2 separate regions of the Homo sapiens genome follow, and region 2 is linked to region 1. A link is a loop called in an ENCODE intact Hi-C map of the cell type or tissue named here. Cell type or tissue: heart left ventricle. All regions are shown on one strand.

The links. Peaks named below come from ENCODE experiments on the same cell type or tissue, not always from the same donor. Only the 100,000 strongest peaks of a DNase experiment are listed, where the experiment ranks them.
Region 2: it touches region 1 in a loop (4-fold over the local background); 51 of 110 quality-filtered maps call a loop at or near these places.

Annotation. Positions count from the first base shown.
Region 1 is chr2:64,308,548-64,316,547 of GRCh38, forward strand. No RefSeq gene overlaps it. Among named protein-coding and RNA genes, the nearest start is that of MIR4433A, 28 kb to the right of the region's middle. In heart left ventricle, a CTCF peak has its summit at 4,008; a DNase peak (open chromatin) is centred at 3,924; H3K4me3 peaks cover 1,028 bases; H3K27ac peaks cover 1,289 bases.
Region 2 is chr2:64,148,005-64,156,004 of GRCh38, forward strand. No RefSeq gene overlaps it. Among named protein-coding and RNA genes, the nearest start is that of PELI1, 7.6 kb to the left of the region's middle. In heart left ventricle, no CTCF peak of the experiment used is centred here; no DNase peak of the experiment used is centred here.

The sequences.
Region 1 (8,000 bases):
CAGTGGCGCCATCTCCGCTCACTGCAAGCTCTGACCTCCTGGGTTCAAGCAATTCTTCTGCCTCAGTCTCCTGAGTAGCTGGGATTACAGGCACAAGCCACCACACCCAGCTAATTTTTTTTTTTTTTTCTATTTTTAGTAGAGACGGAGTTTCACCACATTGGCCAGGCTGGTCTCCAACTCCTGATCTCGTCACCTGCCCGCCTCAGCCTCCCAAAGTGCTGGGATTACAGGCATGAGCCACTGCGCCTGGCCAACAAAAGCTTTAAAAAAGAGAAAAATAACAGAAACCAAATAAAAGTGAAATGAGATAAACACACCAGATTGCTGGGATGAATTAGTTGCTGCAATTGAACACTAAATTTAGTGCTGAGCTTCCTGGTAGGCAAAGCAAAATAAGCAATACATCAAGTTGTATAGTTCTCACTGGCAAATAAAAGGAAGCATAAATGTTTGCTTATGGATAGAAATATTTTCTAGCACTAAACATCAGTAGTTGTTTTATCATGTTTACCTTTAACAGAAGGTAACAAATGATAGTCAAAGATACTGCTCAATATCTTACTTTTTTTTTTTTTGGAGACAGAGTCTCACTCTGTCACCCAGGCTGGAGTGCAGTGGCATGATCTTGGCTCACTGCAACCTCCACCTCCTGGGTTCAAGCAGTTATCCTGCCTCAGCCTCCCGAGTAGCTGGGACTACAGGCACATGCCACCATGCCTGGCTAATTTTTTGTATTTTAGTAGAGACGGGGTTTCACTGTGTTGCCCAGGCTGGTCTTGAACTCCTGAGCTCAGGCAATCCACCCACCTCGGCCTCCCAAAGTGCTGGGATTACAGGCATGAGCTACCCCGCCTGGCCTCTTTATATTACCTTTTATATAATAAGTAGTATATTATAGGTACTATATACAAGATAATATACTGGGCAGTGTCTTAGACTATCATTTTCCAAAATATATGAATGCTTCTTCAAACTGTTCCTTTAGACACCTGGATGATACTAACAGAAGGGGTAAGTATTCCAAGACACATCATAGTTGTGTCATTAGGGAAATAGATTGGGATTAGGTGAAATAAACTTCTGGGTACCAGGCACCCAGAAGATACATGCATAAAATGATCCCAAACATCATGGCTGTCTTGCTCTTGCTGGAAAGCCTAAGTAAATTTGAGTGGAGCCTGAGGAAGACTACCTACACCTGTACTGATTTTCACAGGGAAGCACACACAGACATCCTCCTTCTGTTTTCCTCCAGAGATTTAACACTATGGATTCATAAAAGCCCCAACTTGGAAGCGGGGACAATCTGTATTCTAACAATCAGAGCCCCTGGGAACATGTGATGTTAAAGTCCCAAAGGGGAACGGGCACGGTGGCTCACGCCTGTAATCCCAGCAATTTGGGAGGCCCAGGTGGGTGGATCACGAGGTCAAGAGATCGAGACCATCCTGGTCAACATGGTGAAACCCCGTCTCTACTAATAATACAAAAATTAGCTGGGCATGGTGGCGTGCACCTGTAGTCCCAGCTACTTAGGAGGCTGAGGCAGAAGAATCGCTTGAACCCGGGAGGCAGAGGTTGCAGCGAGCCGAGATCATACCACTGCACTCCAGCCTGGCAACACAGCGAGACTCTGTTTCAAAAAAAAAAAAAAAAAAAAAAAGTCCCAAAGGGAGGCCAGGGAGGACTTCGGCTCATGCTTCCCTTTCCTACCATGTTTGGGTTACATCTAAAGAACCAAGACAACACAAACCATGTTCCAAAATGAGACCCACAGAGTCAGGAAAAAAACATTATTCTTAACCCCCTCTCCAAGATCCATATTAAAAATAGAGTTGAAAATGGGAGTGAAGGGACAAGGTTTCCAGGGAGGATTTTTGGAGAAGGCTCCAGTGCCTGTGCACACAGTGGGGAGAAATGGAGGATGCAGCTCATTCCTCTCACGATAGAGGGGCTTAAGGAGAACTTAATGTGTATCACCTTCAGTCTGGGGGCAGACTGGATTGGACCAGCCTTGAAAACCTCGAAGGTCTTCAGATGGAGGGGCGCAGACAGAGGGCTTTACTGGGCTAGGGGAAATGGGGAAAGGATGAAGGCAGGGACTTGGAAGCTGGCTCATTGAGTGCCCTGGGGGTAAAGGAACCTCAGCCAAGAGAAGCAGAGATGTTGCTGGATTTCCAGGAACCAAGGAAGCAGAGGCAGCTGCTGGGATTGCGATGCATCGACCTTTCACCTGCGACCCACAGGTGAGAGAACTCAGTGATGATGAAGGGGAGGGAGTTGCTGAGGAAGGTTGAACTTTAATAGCAGTTAAGTGCTGAGAAGGCCCACCCTGGAGCTTTCTTGCACCTTTCTCTAGTTCTCCTTCCTCTTCCTCCAACCCTGGGGCACTATAGTCAGCAGCTGAAGGGAGGAGAGGGCAAGGAGAGTCAGTCACAACCGCCCCACGCCCATAGTAGGCCTGAGTTGGGAGAAAGATGAGGACTCTAAATCCAGTTTTGAGTTTTTGTTATTCCACAGGAGTGGACATTTGATTTCTGAAAGGAGATTACATCTCATGGCTTCAGTGACTGTAGGACTCTTTTAGCTTAGAGGGACCAGAAAAGTCAGAGTCTGCCAGAATTTCCTCCCACAGCGCGCATTCAAGGGGATCCTGGAAGACCACACAAAGCTTCTGTGTTCTGCCAGCACGGGATAGCGGGACATGAGCAAGTCCAAGCCTGCCCCTGCCCTGGAGATGGGGCAATGAGGGCAGAGAGTCCACTGAGGGCAGGCTTGGGTGTGGAGCACCTTCAGAGAGGGGCCCTTCCCTAGAGACAGGGCAGGAAACCAGGCTCACTCTTTGGCACCCAGGAGTCCGGGGAGTGAGGGTGACGACAGCCACAGCGGAGAGGCTCCCGGCAGGATGGGGCCTGAGGAAGCCAGTGCATCTGCAAAGGCCTGCAGGTCAGGCCCAGCTCTCAGGGGCCCCGCCAGGGGAACCTCCTCCAGCAGATAACTTGAATGAAGGGCAGGCCAGACACCGAGGGAAGTTAGCCCAGTGAGGCGGCCCTTGTGCCCCAGGCTCAGGGAAGGAAGGTGAGTTCAGAATCAGAATCAAAAGACGGTGTAATTAGAAGCTGCAAGTGGATACACATGAGGGCGTAATACCTGCCGTCACGCAGCTGAGAGCGCTCGGGGCACTCTGGAAGAAAGCGCAAATTCAAAGTAATATTATCATCTTAATTATAATTAGAACCTGCAAGTGGAGTCTTGAAAGGCATTTATAGCATATCCTTACTTGTTTAGGTCAGCTTCCCAGAAAGAGGGGGAAAAATAGACTTGGACTTTTTTAATTTAGGCAAGAAATAGATCGGCCCATGCGTCAGGGCTGCTGTCTAGAGCCCCCTATGTGAGGGACGTCTTTTGGGGCTCAGTTTATTAAAGCTCTGCCTAGAGCCTAAAAGCTCAATATGGCAGAAAATAGGCTTTTTTTTTTGTAAGCTTTAGAGGGCTGCAAGCCAATTGGAAGCTTCCACCCGCTGTGAAGTAGTGAGACTGGTAAAATAGCTAGTAAATTACCCCTGACTCAGGGCCCATTGAGTGATAGGTCTGCAAAGCAGAGCACGAGGGGAGGACGGCCAACAAATATCCGGGGGAACCCCAGTTGTTCCTGGTTATCCCTTGGCTGATTGTCTGGACTGAGGATAATTCAGACTTGCTAAGCTTTTTCCTCTCACTTTCTACCCCTCTTAGAGGACAGGAGGCATCAGACAGGGGCCCGAGGGAGAAATGCTACCCCTTATTTAGCTGTTGTGGGAAGCTCTGGTGAAAACCCCATGAAAGCAAGTTGGGGCTGATGGTCACAATGAGGTCTCTGCTTCTATGGAATTCAGCCGCCCACGCTGCTCCCGTGCCCGGTCCCTGTGAACAATCCAGAAACAGCTGTGATTGGCAGAGCCACTGAAACCAGAGCTTCGTAGACGGGAGGAAAACAATCACGCCACTGTGTGGTGCAACTGGGTTTGCAGGCTCCCTGACAGATGAAGACAAATGTTGCATAACAGCTTATGAAAAATTGGCTTAAAAAAACTCTGCATACCTGGGTCATAGTCAATGAGAACTAATGTAGGTGCTTCTATCCCATCTCCTATTCCCAAAATTTAGGCACCCAATCTCCCTTGGTTTCCAAGGGCCCCTTTCATGCCCAGCTCTGCCCTGTCTCATGCTCGAAACCCATTTCTTGATCCCCTTTCCCTTCTCCACTCAGCTCCTACGTTCCAAACTTACCTACCCTTAGACCAATTCCTTAAGGACTCTGATAGTTTGACAATCAGCAGTTTGGGACTAACGTATCTCCTCTTCCAGATAACATTCGATCCTACCTGGAGCTTCACGGAGTTGTGCCCTCATCTAAAAGGAGGCTGTGGGGGAATGTTTGAGGCGCCGTCTGGCCCCGGGGGGAGACAGTTCAGTGTAGGGCGTCTCTCAACAGCACCAGATGCATACAAGTCTGAAGTCTTGGAGCATCAGGACTTTTTTTTTTTTTTTTCAATTTTGCTCTGAGCTTTTTGGCGACTATCCTTGCTCAAATAAGTTTTTCTCTAAGTTTCTAATTCATAGGTTTGTCATGATTCACATTTAAAACAAATTTTAATCATTCCCACCTCCCCTCCCCCCCCGCCCTTAAGTGTTGTAGCAGCTTTTCCCCTGGGTGGAAAGAAACCTGGAGTCTGTTCCAAAAACTTTGGAAAAGGAAGCCCGGATCTCTCCAGTGCTCACTATATACTTTCCATGCACGGGAGTGGTTTACTGTAGCAAAGAGTATTTTGTTATGCCTTCTGGGTAATTTTGTGCAAAAATTTACAATGTCAAGGGAACATGGTTATTAGGAGCAAACCGTACAACTCCTTATCTGTTTCTCCACAGGCGCTAGCCATGGGGTTCAGAGCCAAGTGCCAGCTCTTCCTGCTAAAAATGTTCTCAATTTGGTCTCCGCCAGCAGTGAGGACAGCAGTGTGAATGTGTGAATTCTTGCTCCAAACTGGCTAGAACCAAGTTTTGTAAATGTCATTTCTTGGGATGCTGTTTTATCTGAGAAATCACATTTCACCAGCAGCACTGAAACTAGCTGATGATGCCATAATAAGTTCTGACTCCTGCAGGGAGAAGCTCTTTGAGGCCCTTTTTCAATACAGCTGACATGTTTTTCATTTAAGAGCCTTTTTAGGACAAGTTTAAACTCTCACATCACTCTATAAATCTTATGAAATGAAAATCAAATTCAGTACAGTTACAAGCTGTTCAATTCTATCTCCTTTATAACATTTATAACTAATATAACAGAAAATTTAAAAACCCTCTTTTGTGCTTTCTACCAAGGCGGCAATATGGACTCAATATACACAAAATGTAGAACTGAAAATGAATTACATGTTTAAAATACAGATTTTTACACAACAAAACAACAGTCCTGGACCTCCTCCTCCTTAAAAATTAATGTCATAATCTCCAAAGCATTTTTGGTCATGCAAAGTCACTATCAGATAAACCTCAAATTCATAATTTCAAGATAAGAGACACTGCCTCAAAATGGAAGAAAATGTCTTCTTCTAGAATCATTAGGTATATTATTTTACTTGGTAGGTTACTTGAAGCCGGCAGTTAAACTGGTCCCTAGATATTTATTAACCTAAGAAAAGACACGGGAAAATGTACTTCATACAGTCTTCAAGCAGATACTCCACTGTTTTAAAATGAATTTCATTAAGGCTTATACTCAATACACCTACTATACATGTGTATTTAAAATATAGTTTTTCCACTAATTGCAAGATTTAGTGAAAATGTGGCTTTGGCAGGCAATGAATAATAAGTATGCTACATATTCAGTAAAGTTAAAGTTGGGCTTGAAAATAACCATTTATTTATTGTTCAGATTACAATAAAATCTTGTTTGCCTGGAACTCAGGCTACTAGGAATATCAAATAAGAGAAATGTTTTGGAAATGTTCTGCTTTTACAGTTGTTAGGATGTGACTAGTAACTAAGTTGATAAAGAGGTGTATGTAACTAATAAAAGCAAAAACTTCTAGGTTGCACATTAATAGCTGTGTAGCTTCACCCCAGGCTCTTCGCCATTTGAGGATATAGTCCTCTGTGCAGTTTCATGCTCATGGGAAGACCCTGGATGGTTCTGAAGGGTTGTGTGCACCCAGTGCCTAAGTACAACGCCCCCAGAGCAAAGAGGTAGAATATGGTAGTAGCTAAGTATGTGGACTCCAATGCCAGTCAGTCTGAGTTCAAAACCCAACCATACCACGTACTCACTGTGTGACTTTAGGCCACATTGTCAACCTCTTTAGCCTCAGTTTCCTTATTATGTAAATAAAGTTATATCATTGGATTGTGAAGACTATACTAGTGTAGAGTGTCTAGCAGCACGCAGGCACATAGAAGGCACTCAATAAATGTGAAGATTTTTATTCCCAAATGATCCTTTTCCAATGGGTCCCAAGCTTCAGTCTATATCTTAGTTTGACTAGAGATGTGATAGAACCATATTCAGGAGAATTACCAAGGAAACACCTGTCACCTTTCTATTACCCCAGGTGTAGCTCCTAAAATTCCATCACTTGAACAAGTGTAAACAGAGAATATATTTGGACATTAAACATAGTGTTACTATTAGCAGAAACAACATCTAACACCTTTCTGCAAGTGTTCCATGTTCTGTCTCAGGAGCCAGTTGGGATATGGGATTCTGGCCCATCTAAAACCCAGAATTCCCAAACGCCTGTTCTGAATGTCTCCAACCACCAGGATCACCAATCCACTTTGGCCCTCTACCAACTACAGATTTTCTCACTCCTCCTAATGATTGCGTACTCTTGATTTAAGAGAAGCAGTTCTCCTTTAATCCAAGCCAAGTTAGAGAAAGCATGAAAGAAACATTCACTTCTCTTCCCAACTTGGCTGTCAGGTTTTTGGGAGTTGGCCAGGAGGAAAGATGGTCCCACGAGGAACTGCAAAACCAAGTGTCAACTGCCTGGATGCCGCAGGCCATACACACTTCTGGGGTAATGCTTTTCTCTAACATTCAAGTGAAGTGGCAGGAACCCCCATCCCACATTTGGTGGAAGCCAGCATGTCTCTTCCCACAAAGTTTGCTGGAACTCTTGAGGACCTTCCCGTTCTCCTAGTCTCCTCTTGCTCAGATTTCTCCATTCCTCTGCACTCCTGAGTGAACCCCGTGTCTTTCCTTCTAAGACTGCTGTGTTCCTCATATTGCTTTGTCCCATGTTGGATGCTGCCCCAATTCCTTAGCTTTCTCCAAAGCACCATCCACACAAGGCTGGGCTGTGCAGCAGTGTTTGGAGCAAGCAAGGGGTTGTCTGCAGTACAGCTCAACACAGGGACAACAGTTGCCATTGATGAGAAAGCCCATCCATTATTCCTGCCCTGGGGACTGTCCTGCTGACTGTATTACCCCTTAGGCCCATCCTGATGCTGTTTTCTCAGGTCCCTTCTTCTCTCTCCAGGTCCTTCTCCCTTCTCTAAGAGCCAGTCTTCTCCCCCAAATCCTGATTTCTTTCTTGTGCATAGAATCTGGCTCTCCATAACCTTATGTCCCACTAAACTCAGGTCTACCTTTGCAGACCGACCAGCCCACCAAAGTGCTTTGCTGGGCAGAGGCTCCACAAATGCTTCTGCCCTTAAATTGCATAAAGATCTGACAGCAGCCTTGAAATTCATACATGGGACATTTGTTTTCCCCAGTCTCTGTAAGAGGGAGGAAGACTGTATATCTGCTAGGATAGAACATAGGTGTGGCTCAGAGTCACACAGACCCAAAATGACAGTGGCTTACATGAAGTGGAATTTTTATTTCTCTCACGCATAGATGTCTGAGCTGGAATTAGGGCACAGCTTCATGAAAGCATCCTCCGGGACCCAGTTTCCTTTTATGTTATTGCCGTACCCTCCCTAAGGTGTTGTCTTCATGATTCCAGATGTTT
Region 2 (8,000 bases), 160 kb before region 1:
TTTTGTATTTTTAGTAGAGACGGGGTTTCATCGTGTTAGCCAGGATGGTCTCGATCTCCTGACCTTGTGATCCTCCCACCTCGGCCTCCCAAAGTGCTGAGTTACAGAAATGAGCCACCGCGCCCGGCCAAATATCAGTAGACTTCTAATCAGAAACTGTGCAAGTCAGAAGACCATGAAAAGGCATTTCCAAAGTGCTGAAAAAAAAACCTGCCTGGCATGGTGGCTCAAGCCTATAATCCTAGAATTCTGGGAGGCCAAGGCGGGTGAATCCCTTGAGCTCAGGAGTTTGAGACCAGCCTGGCCAACATGGCAAAACCCCGTCTCTACAAAAAAAATACAAAAATTAGCTGGGCGTGGTGGCATACGCCAGTAGTCCCAGCTACTCCGGAGGTTGAAGTGGGAGGATCGCTTGAGCCCAGAAGGTCGAAGCTGCAGTGAGCTGTGAATGCGCCACTGCACTGCAGCCTAGGTGACAGAGCGAGACCTTGTCTCAAAACAAACAAACAAACACCCTGACACATAGAATCCTATAGTTAGAGAAAATAATCTTTCAAAAATGAAGTTTAAGACAACAAAAGCTGTGAGGATGTCACCAGCAGAACTGCACCTCAAGAAATGTTAAAGCAACTTCTTGGAAACTTGGATTTATATTAAAGAATGAAGAGTGCCAGAAATGATAAATATATGAGTAATTATAAAAAACTTCTCCCCCTGACTTAAAATTTTTTGAAAAAAGATAACTGACTTTAAAATAAAAATGACAAGACTGTATTATCAGGTTCATAATTAAAGATTTCTGTCAGCATTTATATATAAGGGACAAAATTCTAGCTGAAGTCTTCAAACATGTAAAGTTTGATAACAATAGCTCAAAAGATGGAAGGAAGAAGTGGAATTATATAGAAAGGTCTTATATTACACATGAAGTATTATACTATTATTTGAAGGTAAATCGTGATGAGTTAAAAATGCATAAGCTAAACCTTAGAGCAGTCGTCAAAATGAAAAAAACAGATGTGGCTAAGAAGTCAATAGTGGAGATAAAATGAAATCTTAAGAATAAAAAGCTTGAATGGAGAAGCAGAAATAAGGAAGAAATCTATGTCCCTAATGACCATGGAGCTGACATACCAGCTCTGGACTCTACCTCCTGACTTCTTTTAAGTGAGAAACAAACTTGTTTTGTTTTTATTTTTTAAAATTTTTTATATTAAAAAAATAGAGACAGAGTCTTGCTATATTGCCCAGGCTGGTCTTGAACTCCTGGGCCCAAGCAATCCTCCTCCTCAGCCTCCCAAAGTGCTGGGATTACAGGTGTGAGCCACCATACCCAGCCAAGAAACAAACTTCTATGTTGTATAAAGACATTGCTGTTTTGTACTGTGTTATGTATAGCTGAACCTAATCAGACTCACAAGCCTATAGAAGTTTCATGAAATAGAGTATATTTCTCAGAATCAGGTAGATCCACGTGTTGCCAGCATTTCAACATAGTTCTGAGGTTCCTATATTTGTCACTAAAATTCCAGGGATACAGCATCTTTCGTGTGGGCATCATTTACTATTAGTTTAATTAGTTTTTCTTGAAGGAGAAAATACATGTAAAGTGCTTAGCCCAGGCTTGGAATGCAGCAAATGTTCAGTCAATATGTAGTACTTTGAAACCAAACCACAATAATGAGGTAGATGGCCCACAGGTTAGACATATGTTCGGGTTTGTTCTCCAAAGTCAGGTGTAGAAAATCATGGTGACATTCACTTATATATCAAAATCTGTAGATTCCTTTGTGAAATTGTGACTTTACCTCCACCATACAGTTCTGTACAGTTCTTCAGAATCTACAGTCCTTTGAATTCAGAACAGTTCAGTCGTGGAAAATGAGTGCACCTCCAATCACCATATGCTCAGTCTACATATCTAGTTAAATACCTACATTTCTTTCACCAGAGGGGCTATCCTTTTGTTGCTTATCTGCAGTTTCCAATTTGGTATATTCAGCCATCTAGTCATTTCAGTAAGAAAGTGAATCCTGGGGGACTAAAGTTTTTTGGATCTCTTAAATTCTAAAAAGTTTTTGATCTGTGGATGTTGCTCAGTAAACTTCAAGTTTCCTGTACAATCTGACTATATCAAAATCAACTAAAACTGTGTTTCTACTCTTTCCTCAAACAAACATGAAAGCAGTGCTTGGGATAAGAACATAAGGAAAAATCACAATATTGATGTCATTTCTAAAACAACATGAAATAAATATAATTTGCTAGTAAATGAGGAAGAGGAAATTAGATACACGTCTTTTCTTATAACTTGAAGAAACTGCTGCAAACTTATTTTTCTCCTTTCACTGCAAATATTTCATCCACTTCAAATGAACATATCTTCCCATGTTTAGTCCAAATTTCTCATGGTTTATACTGACCCTAGACTGCCTATTGGACTCTTACTGACATTCTTGGGATTTGAGAGTGATAAAGTTGTGTGTGTGTGTGTGTGCATGTGTGTGTGTGTTTAATATTCAGATTTTAAGTAGGTTATCTCTCAGAATTCTTACCTCCAATATTTCTCCCAAAAATAAAATTATTTTCTCCTAATGTCCTCAAAGTCTCCAAATAGCTCATAGTCAACATAGCACATGTTCCTATTTTAAACCTGTGAATGGCACATAATTTGAAGGCCTGGGCTTTCACTCAAAAGATTTGTAGGCCCCAAATGCTGGCTCTGACATTTTAGATATATTTAGAAAATGTCAAAGACAAGCCAGTTAAAATTTCAATGTTTTAAAGGAGTCTGCTTGTACACCAAAGAATGCAGCCTACAAATTCTCAGTATTAGTGCAGTCAACATATACACAAGCAGTTATTTTGGAATTTTAAATAATACTGTGAATTGAGAGAATTGGAAAACCCATGAAGAGAACATTTAGATTGTGTTTTCATCCCTAAAATAGATGTATTTGCTGATAGACTACTTAAATTTTTGTATCTCAAATTTCATGTATTCTTTCGTGGAATACTTACTGAGCACATACTATGGTGCCAGACTATGGATACAAAGATTAATTAGTCTTGGTCCTAAGCTTTTTTTTTTTTTAACTTTTCTCCCGAGATGGAGTCTTGCTCTGTCACCCAGGCTGGAGTGCAGTGGCGCGATCTTGCTCACTGCAACCTCCGCCTCCCGGGTTCAAGCAATTCTCCTGCGTCAGTCTCTGGAGTAGCTGGAATTACAGGTGCCCACCACCGCGCCCAGCTAATTTTTGTATTTTTAGTAGAGATGGGGTTTCACCATGTTAGCCAGTCTGGTCTCAAACTCCTGACCTCGTGATCTGCCCGCCTCAGCCTCCCAAAGTGCTGGGATTACAGGCGTGAGCCACCGCGCCAGCTGGTCCTAAGCTTTTTGATGTTTAGGAAAGGGGAAATGCAGAGAAGGGAATAATCAATTTTACATGAGAATAAAGTCAGAAAAACATTTCAAAGAGGAGGTGGCAATTGAGCTGAATGCTAAAAAATGAGTAGGTGCTCACAAGCTGAACAAAGACATTTCAGCAGAGCTTGTGATGTTAAAAAAGACATGGGAAGAGTGAAGTAACAGCCCATTTAAAGAACTACAAGCAGTTCAGTATGGCCAGATCATAGGGTGTGACATGGGCCAGGTCAGGAAGTTTCTGAGACCAGATCATAGAAGTCGTATATGCCATGTCATGACAAAGAGTTTGGCAATGAGAAACTGTTGAAAGATTTTAAGCAGAGGAGTGCTATAAAATCATGCTAGTATTTGACAGAGTGACTAGCTAAGAGAATATGCAGTAATGCAGGTGAGAGATGATGGACAAACCAAGTAAGTGTGGGGAATCAAAAGAAGGGGGCAGATACCAGTGATGTTTCAAGAGATAAAATGAATAGGGCTTGATATATTGATTGGATGTAAGAGGTGAAGGAAAGAGAAAGGAAGGATCATTTGGAGGTTTCTGGTCATGTAGCTGGGCATTATATATTATAGTTATTCATTAGTATAGAGGAAAAGCAACTTTTTATTGCTTTTTGCAGTCAATACTTATTTATATTCATGTGTTTACAGTCTTACCAACATTTTATTTTCTGTTGGTTTCATTTTAGTAAGTATGCAGTGTCTCATTGTAGTTTTATGTATTTATTTATTTTTTGGAAACAGGGTCCTGCTCTGTGCCCAGGCTAGAGCGAAGAGGCCTCCCAAGCTCAAGCAATCCTCTCACTTCAGCCTCCTGAGTAGCTGGGACCACAGGCTTGTGCTACTATATACAGATAAGATTTTTTGATTTTTTGTGGAGACAGAGTCTCTCTATGTTGCCCAGCCTGGTCTCAAACTCCTGGGCTCAACTGATACTTGCACCTCGGCCTCCCAAAGTGTTGGGATTACAGGCATGAGCCACTGTGCCCATCCCCAACACTGTAGTTTTAATTTACATTTCCTTGATTGTGCATGCAACTGAGTAACTTTTTATAAGAATGTTTTATAAGGTCATTTGGAAATCCTGTCTTCAAAGAGGCTGTTTAGTTTTGCCCATTTAAAAATTATATAGTCTTTCTTTTTTTTCTTATTGATTTACAGGTGTTCTTTATATATTCTAGTTACCAGTCATTCATCAAATATGTGTCTGTGTATGCGTGTGTGTATATATATATATGTAGACTAGCTTTTATCTAAGTTTCTCAGCTTGGGATTCTCTTACCACAAAGGCAATGGAAATTTAGACCCTACACTCACCAGCTATGCAACTTTGGGTTTAGATTTCTCCCAGGAGAATACTTTTTCTCTCTCTAGAGCTCAGGGCAGACAACAAACTACTTTGGTACTTGTCCAGTCTGACAGACTAAACTTTTCTGGCTCCTTTTCGCTGACCATGTAGCTTTTATAGGACTTTATGTCCTGGAATTAGCAGAAATCCCAGTTGTAGCCCCTGCACTGCAGATGCAAGAGCACATGTCTTGTCCCTATGTGGGCATTAAAACCCTGGCTACCAGCTGCCAGGGCATATATTCAGGCTTCTGGCTTTGAGTCTCTCCCTACCCCCCACTCTACCATCCCCAGCTTTTTTTTTTTTTTTTCTCATAACAGAAATTTTTATTTCTCTCAAGCTCAGTTATGTATTTCATTGTTGTTTTAGTGGTTATATTTACCCAGTGTTTCTACATATTCGTATCAGAAAAGGTGGCTTCCATTAGCTCAGTCTGCCATGATGTAGGAACCTATTTACCATTCATTTCTGAAAATTATTTCAGACACTTTGCCATAACTACCTACATTACTCTTTTTCTAAAAGTATTTCAGGGATACTTGTAAGAACACATCTGACTTTCTAAAATGCTACTTTATTCGTGTTTAAGTAGAAAAGAAACATACTGTTGGTTAGGCATCCCCATCTCCAGATTTGTAATGTAGAAACTCTTATTACATTGTTAGAGAATCCTGGAGATCTGGAACAGGGTTGGGAGAGAGCTTAGGGTAACAACTATATTTAAATTTGGTAAATTAAAAGAATATAAACTCATAAAGCTCAGTTTAATTCTCCCTATTTCATCCCTCCAGCTGGGTGCCCACATAACCCAATCCTTTCTCGTTAGTTTCCTCTAGTTCTCCAAGTTACTCTAGAAACTAAAGTAGCAAGTTATGCCCTAAACGCCTCAGTTTTTGTTTTAAATCTCTTTATAGACCTGAGTACAGGAATCCTGGATTTTGCCAATTAAACTTTCCTATTTGAGTTCTGCCTTTTTGGAGACTGATTCCTCAGAACTAGCTTTCCCGAATGGTACTGCTTTTAATATTTTGTCACATAATCCCCCCAAGCAGTTTCACGCTTTGCCTTAATCATCCTGTGTCTTCTCCTGCTCCTTCAGCCTCCACAGTTACCTCTCAGGGATATTTCTTCACAACTCTACCCCACTGCGTCAACATAAAAAGCACCCAGGCTCCAGCCTCCCAACCTGAGTCACCCCACGCCCCCTTCTAGTGTTACCAGCTCAGGCTCCTGCCCTGCGTCTTGTCTCTTCTCAGATAAAATCAGTATCATGTAGTATTAGCATAAGTGCAGTTCTATCCATTTGGCTAGACTTAGCCAGCCTGGAGTTTTTCAGTTGATGGGATATTTTTTTTTTTAATGCACAATTTAAAAATCTTTTTGTTATAGAAACTTTCAAAACACACAGAAGGAGAAAGAATAGTCTAATGAAACCCGTGTACCCATCATCCAACTTCCATAGTTTCAATTCTTTGTCAATCTTGTTTTATCTTTACCTCCACTGGTTTATTTTGATACAAATCCCAGTTGCCCTAAAATTTATTTTGTATATCCATATGTGATTCTAAAAGGGGGGATATCTTATTTTAAAAGCATAAGCACAATAACACTATCATACCTAAAAGTAAAAACCCCAAATATTTCTCAATACTGTCAATATCCAGTTTTTAAAAATTGAGATCCAAATAAAGAATATACATGACATTGGTTGATGTATCTCTTATCTCTCTCTTTTTTTAAAAAATCTTTGCATTATGGAAAGTTTCAAACATATACAAAGCAAACAGAATAATGTATGTACTCTATATCTAGCTTCAACAATGATCAATTGTCTATCACTCTTACATCATCTATACCTTCACCCACTCCCCAACTCAATTGTTATTTTTAACAGCTTTTTTTGAAGTAACGTGTATTAGTTGTACAACTTTGACAAATGGATATACTAATGTAACCCACAATGCTATCATGAACACAGGACATTTTCATCTCTCCAGAAGATTGTCTCGTGTCTCTTACTCTTTCAGAGGCAATCAGTGTTTTGATTTTGTTTAACCTTAGATTAGTGACTGTTCCACAACTTTATACTCTTTTACATCCAGCTGCTTCTCACTATAATATCTGTGAGATTTATTCATGTTGTTGGATTAGTTTGTTTCTTTTCATTGCTATAACTACTACAATATATTTATTCTGTTGAGCTTATTTAACACATGTATTTTCTCTATAAGGCACATCGCAGTCTTTTTGTGATTAGGGACCCTAGGCAGCACTTTATCACTACGCTCGAGAGTCATTTTAAACAGTGAAATCACCAACAAAAAGCAAAAAACATGGCACTAAATAGACTGCAAAAAAGATGTTTATTTACAGTATGAGAGCTGAAACAAGTGGGTAGAGAGCACGACCTCATCTGAGAACATATGCATCAGGTGACTCAATTTTTGGCCACTCTGTGAGTGTCCATGAATGACCACAACAGTATTGATTTTGAGGTTATGAATACCTTTTAGCGATCAGGCAAATTCACGAATACTGAATTCATTAATGATGAGTAGCAACTGTACATATGTGTATCAGCATATGTACAGATGGTCCCTGACTTATGATGGCTTAACACATGATTTTTTAACGTTATGGTGGTGTGAAAGCTATACACATTCAGTAGAGACCATACTTTGAATTTAATATCAACAAGTGTCTCTGCCCCAGTGCCTTCTACCAATGATTCTCCAGCCTCATCAGAAGAGAGACAAATTGATGACCCTGTTGATGTAGCATCCTCATCATCCAGCAATTAATTTTAGTTCAATACTTCAAACATTCTTGAGGCCCAGTGTACTTTCAGCTGTGTGTGTTAATGGTGAGTACTCATACAACCATTCTGTTTTTTACTTTCAGTATAGTATTCAATAAATCACATGAGATAGTCAACACTTTATTACAAAACAGGCTTTGTGTTAGATGATTTTGCCCCACTGTAGGCTAATGTAAGTGTTCTGGGCACAATTAAGGTAGGCTAGGCTAAGCTATGATATTTAGTACGTTAGGTGTATTAAATGCATTTTTGACTTGCATTTTCAAATTACAATGGGTTTATCAGAACATAACCCCACTGTAAGTCAAGAAGCATCTGCACATATGTATAGATATGAAACAAGGTTATCATCTATTTCTATTGCCTTGAAATTTGGGAACTAAAAAGAAGAATAAGCTTCCTACCTT